Linked DNA regions of Homo sapiens: region 1 is linked to region 2. The links are chromatin contacts, found by POLR2A ChIA-PET in ENCODE. All regions are on one chromosome and are shown on one strand. Each heading gives the region's core, a stretch centred on a gene start or an enhancer-like site at or near the end of the contact. The rest is flanking DNA. Distances are from core to core; before and after follow the strand shown. Region 1 overlaps HRH1 (histamine receptor H1). Region 2 overlaps ATG7 (autophagy related 7).

The links. ChIA-PET counts read pairs that join two places held with the same protein, here RNA polymerase II (POLR2A).
Region 1: POLR2A ChIA-PET joins it to region 2 with 11 read pairs in WTC11. The contact joins two enhancer-like sites. POLR2A ChIA-PET finds 5 or more read pairs at or near these places in 3 of 52 experiments (GM12878, WTC11 and activated T-cell).

The regions. Positions count from the first base shown.
Region 1 is chr3:11,200,413-11,203,112 of GRCh38, forward strand. All of the region lies in intron 1 of HRH1 (histamine receptor H1), which reads left to right. The region is part of intron 2 of LOC102723663 (a long non-coding RNA gene); the gene reads right to left. Among named protein-coding and RNA genes, the nearest start is that of HRH1, 47 kb to the left of the region's middle. Within about 2 kb of position 1,324, at least 5 of the 41 ENCODE cell types and tissues checked have a DNase peak (open chromatin) inside an H3K27ac peak, as active enhancers do.
Region 2 is chr3:11,432,920-11,435,619 of GRCh38, forward strand. All of the region lies in intron 20 of ATG7 (autophagy related 7), which reads left to right. Among named protein-coding and RNA genes, the nearest start is that of ATG7, 160 kb to the left of the region's middle. Within about 2 kb of position 1,337, at least 16 of the 41 ENCODE cell types and tissues checked have a DNase peak (open chromatin) inside an H3K27ac peak, as active enhancers do.

The DNA of each region.
Region 1 (2,700 bases), core at 74-2,573, 230 kb before region 2:
AGAATACAGCAGGGACATGGGCTCAGCTCTGCCGTTGAAGAGCCTGGGACATCCTTTGTGCACAGCTTGGATGCCACTTCTCCACAAAGCTTCCTAGAGGCCAGGCCAGGAAATCATTCCTCCCTCCTCTGTCTAGCTTCTCCATGATCCAGGCATTCATCTCTTCCTGCAGCTTGTGAGCTCTCCAAGAGCAGGAACTATGTGCTGTTCATTTCTGCATCCCCACACTTATACCTCGCACAGAGTAGAAACTTGAAAACTGATTAGGGAATACATGGAAGGGTGAGGAAATTAATATTAATATATGACCATTACCTAACCCTTACGCAGAAAGTCATTTCCCCTGATCATTCCATTTGGCTTACAAATGAGTAAGGCATTTCCCTGCTCTGGGGCTCAGCTCCTTCATCTGGGAAATGGGAAGGCTGGACTAGATCACCAGCTCAAAAAAACTCCATGACTTAATATCATTTTATAGTAATGGCCTACTATGTGCAGAGCTGTGAAATAGAGGAAAAGATTAGACATATCCCCTTCCATTAAGATGCTGAGGGTCTAGAGTAGAATTCTTTGTTTTTTAAGGGGGAATAGATCCCTTTGAGGGCCTCTCCTCAGAAAGATGCCCCTGCCCTCAAAATGCTGTGTGCAGTTTTCGGGGATCTATCAGTGGATTCGCTAGAGAAAGGTATCCAGAGGCCCGCTGCTGCTTACTGGCCCTGTCCAAACTGGAGCTCAAACAGAGGAAACATGCCATCTTTCTCAGAGGATCCCCTCAGTCTAGAAGGGGAAGCAGAGTGCACATAAACCAATTGCCCTACGGCCAGAGAGGGGCTGACAGAGGCAAGCCTCTGATGTGCAGGAGAAGGATTTGACTTGCCCTGCTTGTATGGAAGTTTGCCAGGTGCTCAGATGGAGGAAGCCCTTTCATAGGCAAAGGGGACAGCATGTGCACAAGCTCCAAAGTCTGAAAGGGCACGGGGTATTATGGGATGGTGAGTAATGGTGCAACCAGAGCAAAGCAGAGAGACTAGACTTGGGGGACGGTAGAGGGCAGTGGGAGGGGCAGAGAAAGACATGAGGGAGAGGAGCTAAGAGGAAGTCACTGTGTCCTGGATGCTTTGGGGTGTGTGCCTAACAGTGGGGATCAGAGTGAGGGAAACCTCTGCAGAGGTTCATAAGGACCTGAGGTTAAACATGGGGTTCCAAGAAACAGGCTGAAAAAACAGCATATCCTTAGACTAGTCGGAGAAGGGCTGTCTGAAAATTCCAGGTGTCACCAGGGCTGTTGCCACACCCTCAAGGGGGACATGCCCAGGAAGAAAGCTAGCCTGTCTGGGCCTTGCCAAGTGCCTGCTGAGTTGCTCACAGGAAGCATGTCCAGCTGGGAAAAATAAAAGCGGGGACCTTGCCCCTCTCTGTGAAGTCCAGGCTATTGTTAACTTTTCCGAGAAGTTAAAGGAAATCATTTGTCTGCCGCCCAGGCCTGTGGCAGTGTTGGGCAGTCTCTTGTTTTGCCAAATTGCCTGGGCTGGCTGTCTCCACATACTCCCCCCTCACCGGGGCAGGCACCAGGACTGAAGAGCTGGAGGTCTTGGGGTAATTCAGAGGTGGGGAAAATGGATTCTTCCTTAATACATACGGTTGAGTTTTGCGGTAGATAAAATTATTTCTAATTTCTAATAAAAGGAAAGATTAAAAGGAAACTTTGAGGCTGGCCGCTGTAGCTCACGCCTGTAATCCCAACACTTTGGGAGGCCAAGGGGGGCAGATCATGTGAGGTCAGGAGTTCATGACCAGCCTGGCCAACATGGCGAAACCCTGTCTCTACTAAAAATACAAAAATTGGCCCGGTGTGGTGGTGAGCGCCTTGTAATCCCAGCTACTCGGGAGGCTGAGGCAGGAGAATCACTTGAACCCAAGAGGCAGAGGTTGCAGTGAGCCAAGATCACACCACTGCACTCCAGCCTGGGTGACAGAGCAAGACTCCATCTCAATAAATAAATAAATAAATAAATAAATAAATAATTAATTAAAAATAAAGGGAACCTTTGTTTGGGAGCCACTTTAACTAGATGATTTCTAAGACTTCTTCCAGCTTTTAGCATCCTGACCCTATGTGGTATTGACCTCCTGGCCCCCACCCTCCTCCATCCCCTAGCCAAGATGTTTTGTTTTGTTTTAACGAAGACTTTATTTTTCTTCAAGCAGTCTTAGGGTCACAGCAAAATTCTGCTGAAGATATAGAGATTTACATGTACCCTCTGTCCTCACATATGCACAGTCCCCTGCACTGTCAACATCCCCACAGAGTGGTGCATTTGTTACCACGGATGAGCCTACATGACACATCATTGTCACCCAGAGCCACAGTTTCCATGAGGGCTCCCTCTTGATGTTGCACTTTCTGTGGGTTTGGACAAATGGATAATATGTATCCATCATTCTAATACCGTGCATTTTTTACTCTCCTAAAAATCATCTGTGATCTGCCTATTCATCCCTTCCCCTGCCCAAATCCTGCTAACCATTGATCTTTTTACTGTTTCCAAAGTTTTGCCTTTTCCAGGACGTCATACAGTTGGAACCATATAGTACGTAGCGTTTTCAGATGGGCTTCTTTCACTTAATAGTATGCATGTCAGTTTCCTCCATCTCTCCCCATGGCTTGATAGCTTATTTATTTTTAACATTGAATAGTAT
Region 2 (2,700 bases), core at 87-2,586:
GAAATGGCCTTAAAGCTGATGAACCACAGGGTGTCCAAGTCATGGAGCTATTGAGGTTCTCCCCAAGTATCTTTTAAATTGCTGCATTTGGGATGGGTACAGTGGCTTACACCTGAAATCCCAGCACTTTGGGAGGCTAAGTTGGGAGGATTGCTTGGGTCTGGGAGTTTAAGGCCAGCCTGGGCTAGATGGTGAGCCTCTGTCTCTATTTAAGAAAATTAGAAATTAGCCAGGCATGGTGACACACCAGCTACTTATAATGCTGAGGCAGGAGGATCACTTGAGCCCAGGAGTTTGCGGCAGACAGTGAGCTATGATTGTGCCACTGTACTCCAGCCTGGGTGACAGAGCAAGACCCTGTCTCTTATTTAAAAAAAAAAAAAAAAAAAAAAAAAAGCTGCGTTTGTTGAAGAAATGCTCAGTCTAAATCAAACATATGAACACCTTAGCCATGTTCCACAAAAATTTGCTGTGACTTACCTTCTTAGAGTTATTTCTCATCCTATGAGTAGAATAAGTATCAGTTCACATGTATTTATTTGTTCCAACTGTGGGTTCAACATCATACTATGAGAAATGCCAAAATATTTTCTAACTGAATGTAACTAGAGATAAGACTAATTTATAAGAGAGTTAATAGAACAAGCTATATTGGTATATCCCTGAGAAATTCAAATTCCTAAGTCCCTTTACCCAATTTCCCTGAAATACTTCATTCCTATTCATGAAAGTTTGCACGTTCCATGATTCCAGGATTAATTTTAGGCTGTTTTACTTCCTTGCCTTGACCATATTGTCAGTATTTGATGTTGTACCATGCAGTTATGATTTCAGGGTTGCAATTACAGTGCACCATTAATATAATTTGCATTTTGTCAAGGTTGTGCTAAATAGAACTTCCTTTCTGCAGATTTGGGGATTAATGAATGATCATCTAAAAAGAAAGCAACAACCATAACATAGGCTATAAAATCATAAACAGACCAGCAGAAATGAACAGGGCTGAGCTGATTAATTGGTTATGAATTAAAATGTAGATTGTGATTCATTCACTATAGAACTCAGAATTCTAGAAAATGCCCATTTCTCTCATAGCCAAAAAGTCATATGAAAAACATTACGGTCATGTGATATGACTTCATTGGCACAGCAATTTACTATTCAGCAAAGTAAATAACACAATTAACAAGTGTTTCTGCTGGGCCTTTTGCACTTACACTGAGATTTTGGCCTCTCCCCCACACAGCTGGTTTTGATTTGGTTCCTGTGGAATATTTTTGTTTTGTTTTGTTTTGCATTTAACAACAGTCAGATATTTATGTACAGCTTCATCAAGAGCCTCTGATGACAAATATGCCTTTGGAGGCCAGCAGAAGCTGTGGGAAACCCCCGTGTCAGCACTCAGACCTGTTTCCAATGGAGAGAAATCGCTCTGGGGACTGAACTAGCCTGCTCATGAATCCAGTTCCCTTTTCCCAGAGCCTTCTGCTAGCTCACTTCCAACCCATGCTGGCCATCCTGGGACTGTGCCCTGCCTTGATTTTTCCTTATGAAGCAATCCCTCAAGACACAGCCTTGGCCCTCTCTCCTGAGTGAGGGAGGAAAGGCAGAAACAGGCAGAAAGCCATTTACTTCTTAGATTGGAAACTAGAGCCTGGTTTTTGAAATAAAGCTTGGCAGTATCTCACTTATAACTTACTTTATAAAATGTGTACCTTTTATTTGCTGTCAGAGTTATCTACATGAATTTGAGATGTTTGGATAAATCGTTATTGGGGAAAGTTGCAATTGGAAAATAGACAATGAAGTCTGGGCAGAGTTCCCCACCCTTCGGAAAAGAGTCTCGGATGGTATAATCCGCTTGGAGAAGTCTAAGCGAGAAAGAAGGGGGGAAATCATAAATGCTGAAAGCAAAGCAAAGACAGCTAATATTAGGAAACAGAACATGGGAATCCAGTCCTTCTTACATTGTACTCCTGGTTCCGCCAGTGTTCTCATGAGTGACCTTGGATGAATCCTTCAGTGTCCTGTGCATGCTTCCCCACTTAAAATGAGAGGATTGAATCATGTGAAATTCTTTTTTTAAGCCTCCTTTCTAGAAAAAAATGAAATGCTTTTCAACTCTAATTTAGTGATTTTGATTCAAATATACCATGTATAACCAAAAAGGAAAAAGATGGATAATTTTTACATAAAAGTGTTTAAAAATATATCAAAGTACTTACTTTTTATACATTTTATAAATATTCTTTGGTATCTATTATATCTAGCTACCATTGCCAGAAACAACTTTTTGCAGATTTTGAGATTTACATCTACTTTGAGCCTTAATAGAACATTGCTTATACTTTGTATTGATGTGTGTCACTGTACGTATAAATCTAAAATGGTGTAATTCAGCCTAATAACTTACCTCCTTCACCAGACTCGGTGCCACTTTTGACTTCTTTATAAACTCAAATCCACCCTGGCCATAACTGGGTATGTTCATGAAACATGCTACTCACTACCCCTCAGTACAGCTTCCGAAGATGAGTTCCAAAGCCCTCTTACTTTAATAGCAGCATCCTTAGAATGCTGAATGTGTAATAACAGGAGAGTTACTTTAATAATCAGCCATATTACATTAGAATACTCATAAAGTGTATGAGTAACCCGAATCCTGGCCTGGTCAGAAGGTCTGAGTTCATACCTCAGCTC